3 separate regions of the Homo sapiens genome follow, and regions 1 and 3 are each linked to region 2. The links are chromatin loops, found by intact Hi-C in ENCODE. Cell type or tissue: PC-3. All regions are shown on one strand. Each heading gives the region's core, and the rest is flanking DNA. Links, peaks and the distances in the headings are about the cores only. Region 1 holds the start of LOC107986011 (a long non-coding RNA gene). Region 2 has its middle 97 kb from the start of THRB. Region 3 overlaps THRB (thyroid hormone receptor beta).

What was found. Peaks named below come from ENCODE experiments on the same cell type or tissue, not always from the same donor. Only the 100,000 strongest peaks of a DNase experiment are listed, where the experiment ranks them.
Region 1: it touches region 2 in a loop (2.9-fold over the local background); 19 of 110 quality-filtered maps call a loop at or near these places.
Region 3: a loop joins it to region 2, with 2.3 times the contacts of the local background. A loop is called at or near these places in 4 of 110 quality-filtered maps.

What each region holds. Positions count from the first base shown.
Region 1 is chr3:24,521,264-24,526,821 of GRCh38, reverse strand. It overlaps LOC107986011 (a long non-coding RNA gene), which reads left to right and starts at 4,428. Exons shown (of 2, transcript XR_001740424.2): 1 at 4,428-4,508. In PC-3, for the core only: a CTCF peak has its summit at 5,188; a DNase peak (open chromatin) is centred at 2,251; H3K4me3 peaks cover 782 bases; H3K27ac peaks cover 1,420 bases.
Region 2 is chr3:24,589,450-24,595,007 of GRCh38, reverse strand. No RefSeq gene overlaps it. Among named protein-coding and RNA genes, the nearest start is that of THRB, 97 kb to the right of the region's middle. In PC-3, for the core only: no CTCF peak of the experiment used is centred there; DNase peaks (open chromatin) are centred at 2,747 and 3,177; H3K4me3 peaks cover 700 bases; H3K27ac peaks cover 2,759 bases.
Region 3 is chr3:24,357,296-24,362,853 of GRCh38, reverse strand. The region is part of intron 1 of THRB (thyroid hormone receptor beta); the gene reads left to right. Among named protein-coding and RNA genes, the nearest start is that of THRB-AS1, 130 kb to the left of the region's middle. RefSeq lists an enhancer at 2,321-2,953. In PC-3, for the core only: a CTCF peak has its summit at 2,992 (motif pointing left); no DNase peak of the experiment used is centred there.

The DNA of each region.
Region 1 (5,558 bases), core at 224-5,223, 68 kb after region 2:
TTCATAGCTTATGGATATACATATACATATACATATATATATGTATATGTATAATTAAGCATTAAAAATGATCATCCAAATTTTGACTTTGTTTAAAAGAATTTCTAAATTTTAAAATGTTGGCTTAATTAAAAGTGAATGTTTTCTGACTTTCTGTGTTCAGGTACATACAAACCTTGAAGCTTTTCAGACTCTAATTTTTGTTTGTTTATTTTCAGGACATAACATTGCTATAAAAATAAACAAATTACATGAGCACCATGAGCTGCTATTTACTTTCAAAAACTCCAAAATCCAAAGTTAGTTTGCTTATAACACACTATCTCCATAATAAAACTTAAATCTGGAGCATTTTAAGTAATAAATTTATGTATAGTGTGGGTGAGCTTATGATACCACGAAACCTTTACTTTTTCACTTCATAAATGTGCTGCTGTATTGGCCCACATATAAAACTCTTTCAGGCCACCTTAATTTTCAAAGGAGAGGAAAATTGCAAGTTGCAAAAATAAACTCTGTCACATAAAACTTTCCATTTCTAGCCCCCAGAGCAATTGAAGGAGTGAAAATGTGCCCTGATACCCCTTCCTTCCTTTTGCTTTAGGTGGTTCCAGCTAGAGTTACTGATACTGAAATTTAAATACAATTGCTACCTTAGCATGCCGGCCAGTCTGTTAGAAGTTGCGTTCTGTTACTCTGCTGGCCCCAAAAAGGGGCTAGTGTCTCTCACAGTCAAGCATTGTTAAATACAGAAAGCTTTTGAAAATGGAGATTTTTAAAACAGATTTAAGGTGATTTAATCACCTCCCTCCTCCAATTCTTTCAGCCTCTCTCCTCTCAGCATCTCCAAAGGGAGGTTTGGCAAAGGAGGAAGAAATAACAGTTCTTTGGTTCTTTGCAAAAGAGGGAAAGATACTTGTGAGGTATTGTCTCTGCTTCCCTGTCCAGGCCAATTCTCTAGCTTAGAAAAGAATTCTGACCCCTCAGACAAAGAGCATTTTAAGTATGAGTTCTGACTCTCCATTTGCTGTTCAGCTTTGTGCAAGTTTTTTTTAACCTTGCCAAACTTCTGTTTTACCATCTGTAAAATGGGAGTGATATTTCTTACTTTATAGGGTTGCTGTGAGGATTAAGTGGGGAAAAAATGTATGTGAAGTCTTTAGCACATAATAAGCACTAATAAATATTTGCTATTGTGACTACAGCATTTGGGACACCAAGATGATGTGGCTCAGGCTGCTGGCTGTGCACTGAGGCTCCGTTCCCTTCTCTTCCTTGTCATACAGTTAGGTTGTATACCCCAGGCTTTCTCACGGGGAGGTAAGGCCACAAGGCTGAGTTCTAGCCAAGAGAAGGTGAACAAAAATTATGTGTGCCACTTTTAGCTCAAAGCTTTCAAGCAGATGCTTCCTTGACCCTACTTTCCCTCTTCTACCTAGATGCAAAAGATTACGTCAAAGGGATAGTGGAGCCACAGATAAGAAAAGCCAGGGTCCTAGAGTAACAACATGAAGGAGAATAGCCACCACTACACCCCAACCAAGAAAAACTATCATTGACTATTCTTTGTGCCATTATTTATCTTGGGGTCTATTTGTTACACAGCTACCTTGCCTAATTGAAACAGCTGGTAAGGAGACAGAATTCACATTTAAAATACTGTTGGTCTGGTAGGGCAGCAGTTCTCACTGTAAAACAAATGAGAAATGTTCAATTGCTTGAAAGTCTAGCTTAGCCTTGCTCTTTCACATCTCCATTTAGTTTCTGTCTTGAGCTGAATTTTCTTTTACCAATACTGTTCACTCTGCACAGCTCCCACATATATGTGTAACCCTTCTGTCTCCTGGACCTAACTTTTGTTAACACAGCCAAAAGAGGGTGTGATTTGGGATCGGGGGGCGGGGAGGGTAGGAGTGCTTTATTTAAATCCCAAAGGAAAATGAAAGCAAAATAGGAGTATAGATTTCTAATTTTAAGAACCCTAATAAAAGTGCTTATGCATTTTACTGAGCATGAAAGCCCTGTAAACACAGAATTTGGATTCTTTCCTGTTTGGTTCCTGGTCGTGAGTGGCAGGTGCCATCATGTTTCATTCTGCCTGAGAGCAGTCTACCTAAATATATAGCTCTGCTCAAAGAGAAGTACTTGTAGGGAATATACTTCAATACACTTCACAGTTCAATCCTCCCGCTCCTCACTGGTCTGGGCACCCAGGACTTATCTCCACTTTGGAGGGTAAACCTAGTTTAGAGTTCATGTGTGAATCATTGGTGATTAAATGCCTTGAGCCCCAATAAAGGATGTGGCCCTTCCCAGCTTCGATAATAAGCTTTACCCACTTTCTGAGGTGTTCTATGACTCAGACCACATTCCTAAGTCAGAGATTGTTAACACTACAAATGTACAGTATCAGTAAGGTTATGTCCCATGAGTAAATACATCTAGCTAAGGGCATTGCTAAAAATAGCCCCATAATATAGGTGAGGAACAACTAATCAAGCTTTACCTAAAACATGTAGGAATCCACAAAGGGGCCCACTCTTCTTTTCCAGCTCCTTTATCCAAATTTCAGGTGTTGTTGGCCATTAAACAAAAACTGTCAATGGGGAATTGTTCAGTTTGACTACTGGTTAATTCATAACCTAGAGTATCAACAATTTAGCAACCACAGATTTTAAGTGAAGTGAAGGAACCCAAAGTGCATAGTATTTCTGCACAGTGTTACCAATGGCAATGCTAAACCGGGGTTGCTTTATCAGTATAAAACACTTTGGAACAAAAACAACAGCAAAATCTGAGTTTCATTACCCAAGGTAAATCATCCCTTACTCTTTAGTCTTTTAGAAGATAGTTAAGACTTCCCAAATATATATATGGTAGATTCAAACCACTCCTAAGCACATGATTTCAAGGTAGGAGAGGGGGCTCAGTAAGCTATGAACAGAAAGCACAGATTTGAAGGCAGTTTTTGATACATTAAGTTACTGCCCAAGACCAATCTGAAAGCAGACTTAGGCTTTAGCACATTCCTAGCAATGACAAACTAAGATTACAACTTTGCTAAAAAGGGTCGTTTTTAAATGTTCTATTAACATACAGAAATGAAAACCCTGAAATTTCATAACCAACAATATGTAGGAAGCCATTATCTGAAGTGTAAGCAACTGCATAGTGCTATTTTAATTATGCATTGCAGGGAAACTGTGATTGTGTCTTCGCCAGTATTTTATTAGAATGTCAATTCAATTGAATTACATCCCATGGGAAAGATTAGCATGGATTTTAGTATGGATGTGTGAAAGTGTTGCTGTGCCCAGGCCAACTTTTAAAAGTTGTGTGCTAATGAGAGTGAAAATGGAAAGAGAAGTGTGAGTTTCTCTGGTCCAAGAAATCCTGCAGCCATTCTTTCCTCCATTCCACTGTAATCCTCACTACATTTGCAAATGGTACAAACTGAACACAAAGCCTGCCAGACATCAACACTGCACTTTGAGCATTATGAGAGGATCAAAGGGATTTAGGATGAGGAAATGTATGTTCAGACATCTATTCCTCAGCTTAAAACAGGCAGGGCATTAAATATTGAACCATAGAGCGAATGGAAATTTATTTGAATCAAATTTTTAAATCTCACCCACCCTCCCCCCCCCACACACAAAGGAACTTCAGGATCTGCGGTCACCTATGATAACATCCACATTTTACTAAAGAAACAGAGTCAGGAAAATAGGGTCACTTGACTAGCAAATTAGTGGCAGAGCAAATTTGCTAAGGTCAGTTCACTACCCTTCTTTTTATATTGCTATTACTATAGTTTCTGGACAGTGCTTCAACACTTCCCATTTTGTCTTTTATTGACTTTTTGTAAAAAACTTATAATTAAGGGGAAATTCTGAGTATATGATACACGTGTTTCTTTGACCAAGTAAAAATAGGACCAAGTAAAGGAAATGGGTAAAAATCGAAGAGATGCAGTATTGGCGAAATCTTTATTTTCCCCCCCCCAGGGCAAGCAATGTTTATGGATTGCTAGTCTTGGAACATGACTGCGAGCTGCTGCTTCTGTGGCCCCCCACTTTCTGCAGTTTCCTTCCTTTTTAGTCCTTGGTGTTTCCAGAAGTTATCACCACCTGCCCAGATGAAAATTAAAATCACTTCAGGACACTCAAAATAGGATGTCTTCCTCTGTGAAATGATCGAGAAATTCAACGGCCATTTGGTGATGCCGTCACAATTAAATCTCACAGCAGAACCCACTATCCTTTTGGACAATCTGACCTTTGTACTATCCTCTCACTCAGACCCCAGGAAAGGGGAGGATTTACCAGCCCTGTGGGTGGGGGTGGAACCTGGGATGTGCTGCTGTTACGGACCCTGGGCTCAGCAACCTACCCTCCACTTCCCTTCCCCCCACGCCTCCGCCCAACACACACGCACACACAGTCCAGCCTCCCACCGGACACCTAACCTCAGTCCCCCCTGCAGCGCCAGGAGGAATAAGTCAGGAGGTAAGAGCCCGCCCACCGTGGAGCCTGTAAGGCTCTGGTCGCCCCCTCCAGCGCTGGGCAGTGCAAAGGTCTGGTGACTGCGGGGGTCTTGGGGACAGGAGCCGCTAGCCAGCCGGGCCGGGCACGCCACTGGTGAGGTTAGGCCTATTGAAAATATCAAATCGCCTGCGCCAGGATAGACGCCACACATGCATTCAATGTCAAGGGCATTGGAGCAAAACTTGGAGACGCAGGACTCGGAGTGTCTCTTCCCTCAGTGCCGGGTCTGAGCTCGCGGGGGAATCTCCTACTCTCTTCCCGACCAGGCGCGGGCCTCGTGGGGCCCCCACTCTGTCGACCTCGGTCTCACCCGCTCCTCGCCCGCCCGCTCAAGGTCCCCCGGGCCCGCCGCCTGCGGCCCGCCCTTCCTCCGCCGCCGGGTCACTCCGGGACAGGCGCCCTACCCCCGCTCTCCCCGCGGCGGGAGCCCAAGGCTCCAGCGGCTGCGGCGGCGGAGCCCCGTGCCAGTGCCGGGCTTTGAACTCCCGCGCGACACTGGGACCCATCCCCAACCCCCAACCCTCGCGTCCCGGCTCCGGGCTCCCGGCGACCGGCGGCCGCGACCACGGTGGACCCGGGGCTCGGTGAAGCCCCTGGCTGTGCCCCGGGTGGCCGAGTAAAGGGCGCCACGGTGAGGAGACGGACGGCCGGCGCCCACGGCTTGGAGGGGCTGCCTTAGGCTGCAGGACTGAGACTCGAGCTGCTCGCTCGGGCTTTACACCTTCGGTGTTTCTTGCTCTGAAGCTCCCTGAGCCCGGCCCTGGCTCTACGAGCCGGCTGAGAGCGCTGGGCGGCCCCTTCCGGGTCTCGGGACTCGAGTCCCCTCCGCTGCGCGTTAGGCAGCCCGGTGAGCGCTCGCTGGCCTGGCAGTGCGTCGGAAGAACAGGGCGGGTGGGGCCGCGCACATCTCTGCAAGAGTGAGCTCCTAACTCTGGGGCTCCAAGCTCCCAGCAAGTCTTATTTAATGGAAATGTTACTGAGACTGGCTACACTGTCCTGGGGAAAACCCCA
Region 2 (5,558 bases), core at 119-5,118:
TAGCTGTGAGAGCAATCGCCAAGAAACAAATTTTCAAATGAAATATTGAGAACCAGTTACAGGATATATGACCCTTCATCTAGATTAGGAATTCAAAAGAGCTAGCTTTTGTATAAGGAAAGAAAAATTGTGAAGAAACCTCTTCAGAGACAGTTGTACATTCCATTTCAATCCCCTCATTCCCAAGCCCAAGCCCAGTGTGTGTTCTTCAGTGTGGTGGGAGAGATGGATGCGCATCTTCTGCACCTGAAGGACAGAGGGACTGGGGCCTGATTCATCTCTTGGAAAGTTACAGAGCTCTATGGCTGCTCAGAAAAAAATGGCTGCCTAGGAAGCAGCAGCACTCATGTCAAAATGGAGATCAAAATCAGTGAAACCCAAGGACCAGAGGTGTTATCTGTGGAAACTGAATCTGAGGTTATATTGAAAAGTATTCTGACCAAGGGGGTGGCCTGCCAGAGTGAGGGTCCCCAGCAGTAAGGGGCAATGATGTATAACACTGTGGGCTGGAGTTGAAAGACAACTCACTGAAGGAGCAGCCTTTTCTGTATTAAAAGAATTATAGTGAGTGAACCCAAAAGGAACTCTCTAAATCCTTGTTACTCAAAGCATGGACCATAAGCTAGCACCATTTGCAGCAGCTGAGAGCTTATTCTAAATGCAGAATCTCAGACATCATCCCATATGTACTGATTCAGAATTTTCATTGTGATAAGATTTCCACATGATTAATGTGCACATTAAACTTTAAGACTTAGGAACTGGTTTGAGGTGGTATTAGTCAAGCAAGAACTTTCCTGTTCCCCCTTAACTTTTCTCTCTCCCCTGCTGAGATCTCTGTGTTTGCAAGCAGCAGTTATAGAGTTGGAAGATAAGCAAGGGAGAGCATGGAGAAGGCTGCCACGCTCTCATCCTCAAAGGCTGGAGGCAGGAGTGTGGAGAACAGGAAGATGACTTACTTCCAGTGAAAATGAAAAATCAATTAATATGTTTGATTGGGACACTTTAAATAACTGTATTATTTTGGTATTTACAATTTGAAGTGACTGTAGAATATCTTTTTCCCTGAGTTTGAGCAGAAATGGCTTGGGCATGGCACTGCAGGGGGCTGAAGGCCTCTGAGCAGACTTGAAAGGAAGTGGGAGCCAAAAGAGGAGATGCTCTTTGAAGACTGTCTGTGATCCTGGAGTTTCTGATTACCATTCCACACTGGTAACTCTTGTCTCCTCATATTTGGATGATTATTATATAGAAAAGCACCAAACACTGGCCAATTGGCAGACATTACTAAACATTTCTAAGAGATTTGGGTTGGCAGACTATAAAAATCTTCTGTGATTCAGGAAGGGGAACATTACACACCGGGGCCTGTCATGGAGTGGGGAGAGGTGGGGAGGAGGGGGGAGGGAAAGCATTAGGAGATATACCTAATGTAAATGACAAGTTAATGGGTGCAGCACACCAACATGGCGCATGTATACATATGTAACAAACCTGCACGTTGTGCACATGTACCCTAGAACTTACAGTATAATAAAAAATAAAAATAAAAAAATCTTCTGTGATTGCTAATGACTTCTAATCACAAAAGAGATGTACATTGGCATATAGAGCGATGCATTCCTTACTCCACTAAGACCTAAGTAGAGACAAAAAAATAATACCCCTCTGGCCCAGGATGTCATATTGTGACTTTCTCCTTCAGGTGAGAGATATGGTTTATACTGACTCTAAAGGTCTATTATCTTTGCTATAATCAAAGTGCCCTCAAGGACTATTCGAGATGATGGATTTGTCTTTCTCTATATTAGTGACCAAAACTATTACCAAGACTTCCTGACTTTTTATATATATGGCTCTTTACATTTTTATGTTTCTTCCCTTGATGTCATCTTATCAGCTATTAGATCTCACTTGCTTCCTACTCAGTCTGAATTTGCTGTTTCTAATCATCTGTGGGTTGCAGAAACATATGGCCAAGCTTGGGAGAACTGTGTACAAACAAAGTAAACAAGCTCTGAAGGTGATGTCCCTTCTTATAAATAGAGAATTTGGACTTTGTTCCATCTACTTGGCTGCTTAGGGGTCTTCTCCACTTACAATCTAGTTCTTGGGAATGTATCAGATGGGCAAGGTTGGTAGCCAAAGAAGTCCTTGTTATTGTCACAGCAAACCATAGCGAAGTGGTAGTTTAAGATGCTGTAAGCATCCTTGCCGGGCAGATAGTTTAACATACGAAACACACATCTCAGGGTACAAATTCAGATTTTATTACTAGTAGCTGGTAATCCAAAAGTGAGACTCTTAACCTCCAAAGCCTTACTGTTTTCATTTGTAAATGAGGTAATAATACATTTTGCAGGGTTCTAGAAACTAAATGAGCCAGTGGTTGTGGTGCACTTGGCTTGTGTATAACCCGGTCATTTTTTTGTTCCCTTTCCCCACCCAATCTTACCTTCTCTTCAACTCTTGGAACTGCAATGTATAAGGAATATAAATACACTGAAATACTTGAAGGAGGATATAACATCATGTCACATGAGCAGCAATTCAAAGACCTGGAGACATTTGCTCTGAATAAACAAAGACTCAGCAAATAACGATTGTCCTCAAAGGTTTGAAGGAGTGGCTGATGGCAGAAGGGTCAACTTGGATCAACATCTGATCACAAAAGGAATTCCTCCTCTTTATTTTTGGATTCTATTCTGAGCTGTCCATCCTCCTGCCATGACTTCATGCCAGATAGTCATTATCTGTCACCTGGGCCCCTGCAGCCACCTACATACTCAGCTTCCTGACTCTAATCCAGTCCATTTTCTACACGACATCCAAAATGACCTTTCAAAACACAACTCTGGCCATACCCTTCTGTTTAGGATTCTCCAGGCCCCCTTTGACAAAAGCCACACTCGCACAATAGGCCATTTGTGTCTATTATTCAGGCTTATTTCCCACCACTTCCGTGGGTCCACTCCTACCCGCTGCTCCCCTCACCTACATATACCTCTTGTTCAGCAAAATCAAACCATGAGAATTTCCTCAGAGATGCTTATCTGCCTCACTGTCTGTAGGCCTGTCTGCTTGGAACATCCTCCAACTTGCCCATGGGGTGAAATGCTTAAAACTGAGTCATCTTCTCTGGGAACCTTCCTATTCTGTCCTCTGCCCCACCTTCCACCCACAGGATTATTCACTCCCTCTGTCCTACTTCTGTATCTCTACTGTGAAGTGTATTATATTTACATATTTACCTATGAGTCTCTCCTTATTGACTGTGAGCTTCCTCACCACACACATTCTAACCATGTCTCCAGTACAGTGCCAGGAGTTCACCATGTAAAAGCCATAGCACTTAACAATCTGCAGCCCTGGCTGAGCTGCCAGGAGGATGCTCAGTGGAAGAGTAAACCATCCAGGTTCCTCTACCTTGAAGATTCACTATCTTCAGGTTATTATGGTACATTTTTAAGATACCTTAATTTATACTGAGTTCCTTTAATTTGGAAATGCCATTATAAAGAGGAAGTATTAGGCTGACTAGAGCTTCTCAAATTTAATGTCAAGAGTCACCTAGAAAGTCTTGTTAAAATGTAGCTTCTGATTCAGCAGATCTGGGTTGGGGCTTGAGATTCTGCATTTCTAACAAGCTCCCAGATGCTGCTGGTCCATAGACCATATGTTGAGTGGCAATGGTTTATAGATTATCAAATTCAGCTGAAGTTTGGGTGTTAGGTTTACAATGACATTGAAGCAGAAAATCTAAAAGTCAACATTTAAAAAACTTAAGCCAAAACAAAACTAACAAACCAGTTCAATTATACCAGTGATGGAGAAATGAAAACTACTTTTTAAAAATGAGATTTTAACATAACATTTCAGAAATCCATCTACTGAATAAAGCATAAAACTTAAGACATGTATATAATTTGTAAACTTTTTTAAAAGTACTTTAATTAATTAGAATAATTATTTTCAAAGAGTTGGCTGACTATATGAAGAGGTCGCAGTTCAAAGAGATTAAATGCAGAAAAAAGTTAGTTACTAAATTATAATTTTTAACTGTTAAAGCTTTCTATTTGACTGGAAAATAAGTTAAGCTAATTACTTGTTTTTAAAAAGAAACAGAACTGCTTCTCCTCCAGAGGTTTCTATGGTTTCATTTAATACGTTTGCTATTAATAAATAAATTAAAATAGGTTTTTGAAACACAATGGACACTAATTATGAGGAGAGAAACAAAGATTCAAATATATAGAAACTGAAATATTGCTTTATGTTCCTTGGGTCAATGACTCATAAACAGAAAATCTGTGCAGAATATTATTCATTCATGTTGCTGGTATTGAAATGATAAAGAAGCATTTCCAGATCTTGTGACTTAGAAAATTATTGGTGAGATATAAACAGTTAGAGAGCTATATGATAGGGAATGTGTAACTTATCAGGCTAGAAAAACAGTAGAGCTTATAAAGCCATTCAGAGGGCAAGAGTCCACAATCCTTTAGTCAGTCACATTTCTATTTAAAATGGATATAGGGACACGCTGCAATATCCAAAGACCAATACAAACATTTCATGGGCAAATGTCACATGCTGCCATCTCTCATCAGTAGCAAATGTGACATCCTTTATCAAAGATGTGTATTTTGCACATTGCTCTGCAAACTGAGAGTCTTAAGAAGATATTACTATTGTTCTGTTCTTACATAGATGAAGTGATCCCACACTCATTCTCTGCTCAGAAAGAATGTATTTGTTTACTCAACAGAGTCATGTATGTTTTCTCACAATGGTTTACTGACATCCATAAACATATTCACTATGGGATTCTAAAGTAAAGCCCCCCTCCTCCTGAAGCTGAGCTATACTCTATATGCCTATAATGAATCCTGTCTCAACAATGCCAAGTGTGATTCTGATCCAAGCTTCTGTCATCTTCTTTGGAAATCCTTCCAAACCCAGGGCCAGGAAACAATGATTATTTCTAAAGAGACTGAATTTACTTAATAACATCTTGACAGATGAAAAAAAGAGAGAGAATTTACATAGACCACACGAGATTTGAACTAAAGATATCAACAAAAACACATGATCACTAATTTTAGAAAAAAATAAAAAATAAAAACAAGAACATTTTTCTCCCAATAAGAATGCAAATTAATCTCTTTGGGTTTTTTTTTTTTTTCTATCATCTCAGTTAGGAAACTAGAACTTCTTTGCTCAAAGATTAGCCCCCAGAGGAAAAGTTCATCAAAATAATGAAAACATGAGCCCTGCTCCTTCCCCCTAAAGTGTTATGCTCACATATTGCCATATTTTTTCCATTAGAAAGTATGGGTGCCTTTCACTCTTTGTAAGCAATTTTTTTCTTTGTTTTCTTTTTTCCACTTTCTAGCAGAAGAGATTGGCATGAATCTTTGTCACTCCTAGGAATAAGCATCGGTGTAAAAGTTTATTAGCTTAAGTCACTACAGCCAGCTAATGAGGTCAATGCCATGAATTCAGTCCTGGGAGAGAGAAGGAAAACTTTGTTCCAAGCTTTATATAGTCTAAACTTT
Region 3 (5,558 bases), core at 392-5,391, 230 kb after region 2:
CTTGATGTCCTTGGCTTACATCCCTCTAACAATTTCTCATTTGTGATCTTGGGCAAATATAATGTCTCTAAACTTCATACCCAATACTTGTTAAAGCAGGATAATTATAGCACCTATCTCTTATGGTTGTTGTGAGGATTAAATTCATTAATTTATTCATTCTAAAAATGTTTATCAAGTGCCAGATAAGTGCCTGGCCTTGCCTTAGGCACTGGAGACACTATAATCAACAAAACAGAATAAAATCTCTGCCTTCATGAAGCTTACAGTCCAGTGGATGAGAGTCCATTTAAAAAATCAATAAGTACAGTGTTGGATATTAGAAGGTGATAAGTGCTATGGAGAGAAAAAAGAAGAAGGGGAATGTAGGAATGGGGAAATGCAATTTTAAACAGCTTGGTATGAGAAACCCTCACTGAGAAGGTGACAGGAATGATGCTTGTGCATATCTAGGGGAAGAGCATCTCTTATGAAGGGGGCAGCTAGTGCAGAGGCTTCATGTTGGAGAAATAGAAGGTTCATTAGGCCAGATGGAATGGATTAAGAGAGGGGAAGAGGAGTAGGAGGTGGAGTCAGAGAGATAATGAGTAGGGAAGGGGGTGGATAGTTGGTAGACATACAGCTTTGCAGACTGTGAAAGGGACTTCGCCTGTGGCACTCAGTAAAATGGGAGCCACTGAAGGGTTTTGAGGAGGTGAAAGCAAGATCTGACATCTCTTTTAAAAGAATCAGTGTGGCTATTGTTTTGAGAATAAATGAGATATAATACGTAAGGTGTTTAGCACAGTGCTTGGCCCATTGTAAGCATTCGGTAATTGATAACTGCTATTATTATTGGTGGTAAAAGTAACATCATCAATATTACTAGTGGTATTTATTTTGATATTGATACTGACTCTCTTTTATTCTTGCTTTATGAAATGAAAGCAAGGATATGGGCAAGTAGTATTGGGTGTTGGGCCTGCTATCATCTGCCCATAAGTTAAATCGGCAGAAGGTGCTGATGCCAGCAAATTCAACATGTGGTATATTTCACTCAACACATCATTGGCTGCATGACGTAAGCCCCCAGTGCCTTTACCACCCAGCTTCACATCATTAGAGACCCTCACTGTTTATTAGCTCTGGCAAACAAATCCATACATAAGGAGCCACTAGTGGTGAAGAAACCAGATGGGAAAATTTCTTCTGGCCATATTTCTCTTTCATACCTTTATTTCTTGTTCTAGTTTTTCTTCTTGGGTCTCCTTTCTTTGGTTTTCCTTAATCACTGAGTGGTGCTCAGGCAGTGGGTAGAATTCATAACAATAGTACCCTGCTCTTATAGACTATCTTTCTTCCCAGAATTTCCAAATGCCTCCTGCCCCCTCTTTTTGGGACACATCCTCTTGTTCTGTTGGCATATTTAGGCATTGCATAGAACAAAATGAGGCACAGATTATTCATTCTCCAAGACTTCACAATCTCTATTTTGGGCTGTGTATTATGTATATCGACAGAAACAATATGGTGACTCTTTTTTAAGCTAGATGGTTATGCAATGATGATGGTGTGTTTTTCCAAAGCAGCAGTAGTGGTGGCATTTATAATAATTCAGACTTAGAGTTATGAATTTCCAAGTGCATAACCATAAATATATTGAGTATCCCATATCCCTTTACAAGTGTATGCTCATGCATGTGCAGGCACACATGACCAGCAGATGTGGTTTATTTTGTTCACACAGTTTTTTCAAAAACCTGAATTTGTTGTCAACAGTTATTATAAAAATCTGGGTTTTAAGGATCTTCTTCAAAAATCAGGACACTTAGCATTCCTCTGCCCAAATTTCTCCATAGCAACCATCAGCTGGAGCTGTAGGAGCCAACCCAGTGGTTTTCAACCTTGGCTGCATAATAGAATCACGTGAGGTGGTTTTTCAAAAATACTGATGTTCGAGCCCCACCACAGACCAATTAAGCACCATTTTCAACAACAGCAATAGCAGCAAATGTTTAGTGAGTGCATATTTTGTGCAAGAAACCGCCACTCTGTAAAGAGAGCTGATATATAAAATATATTCATGTTGGGGACATATGATGTGTATAAAAATGATAAACAACTATACCGGATATAGAATATGCTTAGTACCAAGTGAACTATATAAAACAATGGTTCTTAAATTTTGCTGCATGATAGAACTACCTGGGGAGCTATGAAAACTTCTGATGCCCAGGTTGCACCCCAGATCAGTTAAATTGGAATTGGGAGGAAGAAAAGGTGCTCAGGCATTAGCATTTTTAAAAAGTTGTTCATGAACAATTATGTATCGGTAAAAAGCAGTTCTCCATGGGATTCCAGTGTGCAGGAATGTTTGAGAAGCAGGATAGAGAGCAGGGCTTCAAAAACTTTAATGTTAATATGCATCGCCTGCGTATTAAATGCAGCTTTTTACAGAAGGTCTGGGAATGAACCTGAGGTTCTGCATTTCTAACAAGCTCCTAGGTGATGCTGATGCTGCTGGTCTACTGAACACATCTGGACACAAGGGTGTAGTGAATAGACTTTGCTACATTTTCGCTCTGTGAACCTTAGTAGCTAATTTCAATGGGCAGCAGTGTTCTTGGCTTAAAAATCAGCATAACAATTCCCACCCTTGGAGTGCTGTTAGGGTTAAATGCAATAATAAACATGTGTAAAGCACCTGGCACAGCAGATAATCAATAAATGTTGCTACTATCACTGGAATTTAGAAAAGAAAGGCATAATCTAGGAAGGCATGAAGGGGATTACTGGAGCACATCTTTAGGGGTCTTTGAAATAAGGCCTTGGATTAATAGAAAGAATAGCCAGCTCTGGTGTTCTTTGTAATGAGTGGTTGAGTTTCACAGTTAATCTTCAAAATATGTACTTTTAGTTTTAATTTGCTTTCTGCCTTTATGCAAAACTGCTGCCAAATAACAAGTTTTTTTAAACGGACAAATTTGAGTTCACTTTCTCTGCTCCTGCCACCCTCTGGTGGAGGCACCAGCAAGCTGTAAAGTGGCCAGAAGTGGGTAGCAGAAAGAATGGACAGATAAAGCCAAAGTCATGCTGAGGGCCATGGCTGTCCCCACGCACATGGGCAAAGAATACAACTCAACTGAAAATGTGTTTTTAAAAATAAAATACTTATAGTTTTGAATCATGGCAATGTTTCCAGTGACAGAAGTGAGGGAAGTAGAAAAAAGATTGTAGAAAAGTCTAGAGTTGTTAAACTAATGAGAAAATTGTCTAGTTTTCTACTATTAGAAGGAATGGTGGTTTTTAAACATGGTCACAAATTCTTTGGCATTCTCTCATCAAGAGATAAAGGTCTATATCCCCTCCCCTTGAATTTGGGCAGGCTTGTGACTTCACTGACTGAGAGAATACAGCAGAAGAGACACTAAGTGACTTCTGAGGCTAGACCATTAAAGGCCATGCAGCCTCCTCCCTGTTCACTGGAACACCTGCTTTTGGAGCCTCAGTCACCATCTAAAAATTCCAACTACCCTGAAGCTGCCATGCTGGAGAGGCCACATCTGGGAACTCTGGGAGATAATCCCAGCTCAGCTAAGCCTTCCTGTCATCCTTGCCCAGGTGTCATGCAAGTGGGTGAAGCCATCTTGTACTTCCATACCAGCCCAGCCACCAACTGAACTTCACTGAGTATCCTTAATTAACACCATGTGAAGGCAGAAGAACCATCCAACGAAGCCCTGCTTGAATTCTGGACCCACAAAATCATCAGACGTGATAAAAGTGGTTGCTGTTTTAAGCCACTAAATTTTGGGGTGGCATGGTGTTGCTTCACAGCAATAGATAACTGGAACAGAAGGTTTTGTTTTAGTTTTAGTATAAGAGTCACATTCATTCTTCCCATTGAGGAAAATTACATTTTATTTGTGTATATCAAGGAAGTCGTGAGAGCATAAAGAACATTCAGGACTCAAGAGAGCTAAGTTCTTTTATTGATGTCATTTATTCCTAAATTAATCTATATTATAATCTGACCTCAGTAAAATATTAAGGGAATGTTTTGACAGTGGATTGACTGGTTCAGTGGTTTCTGATGTTCTTATGGAAAAATAACCATGCGAGAATTGACAGGAAAACATCAGTGTAAAGGAGACAAAGAGGAGAGCCCAGTCTTACACAAATGTTAAAATACACTATAAATCAAGGGGAATTACAACAAATTCATACCAACACAGAAGTAGGCAGACAAATGAACAAAATATAATAGGGACTGGAAAGTATAGTGTAAATATTTATGAGAATTTGGTATATGATAAAGATGACATTCAGAATAATGAGAAAAGGATGCATTATTCTTTAATTAATGTTGGGTCAATGGGCTATTTGGGAAAAATAACAAAGCTGAATACACAGCTACTACTTATGCCAAAATAAATTCCAAATGAATCAAAGACTCCAACATAAAAACAAACCATTAAAGTACCAGACAAGTTTTTAAAAATAACTCTGGAGTGCCTAAGGCCTTTCTAAGCAAGACACAAAACCCAAAAGCTACAAAATAAAGGACAGTTATGTTATGTTTGGCTATATAACATTTATTTATGGCAAAAATATAATGCCATCAACAAAGTCAGATAAATACACTGGAAAGTATATTGGTAACACAAATGACAAGGGCTCATTTAATTACTATATACAGCACTCTTATGAATTAGTAAGAAAAACAATATCTAATAGTAAAGTGTGCAAAGCATTTATTAATTTATTCATCAAATATTTATTAAACATCTACCAGGAACCAGTCACTGTTCTCTGGGCTAAGGATATAGTAGTGAATAAAACGAAGTTCCTAATTCCATGGAGCTTCCATTCTAGTCAACAGACATAAATGACAAAAAATAAACAATCAAGTACTATTTCAGGCAGTGATAAATCTGCAAGGGAAACTAATGCAAGGCAAGGAAGTAAAGAATGATAGGGGAGTGGTTGCTAAAGACAAAGTTTTCAGAAAAACAAAATGACGGAAGTGTATGAAAAGACGCACATTGTTAAAATACATACATTCCACCAGTACAGCGTAGTTTATAATCTCAAAGAACAGCGTACAACCTAAAAGTCTGTCACTAGGGGAATGCTTTAATTATAAATGGAATAAGAACAACGGAATACTGTGTAACCCCCTCAGAAGTGGACAATAAATTTGAGTATATTGATATGAAAAGAGTTCAAATTAAGGGCCAAACAAAATGAGAAAGATAGATAACATTATAATATGAATACTCTTCTATGAAAAAAAGAATACATAGGTATATATGTATGTGTATGCCAGGAACATTTCTGGGAAGATAAATAAGGTTTTAATGAGGGTCACAAACTCTATGGAGACTCATTTTTCATGATATGCTCTTTTGAACTTTTTAAATTTTTTTAACCACATAATGTTTTATTTCTATTCAAATGGTAAGAGTTTTTTGGTGTTTTTTTGTTTGTTTGTTTTTTGTTTTTTTTTTTTTTTTTTTTTTTTTTTTGGGAGAGACAAGGATTCCAGTCCTGGCACAAGATTAAGACTGAGAAAGTCA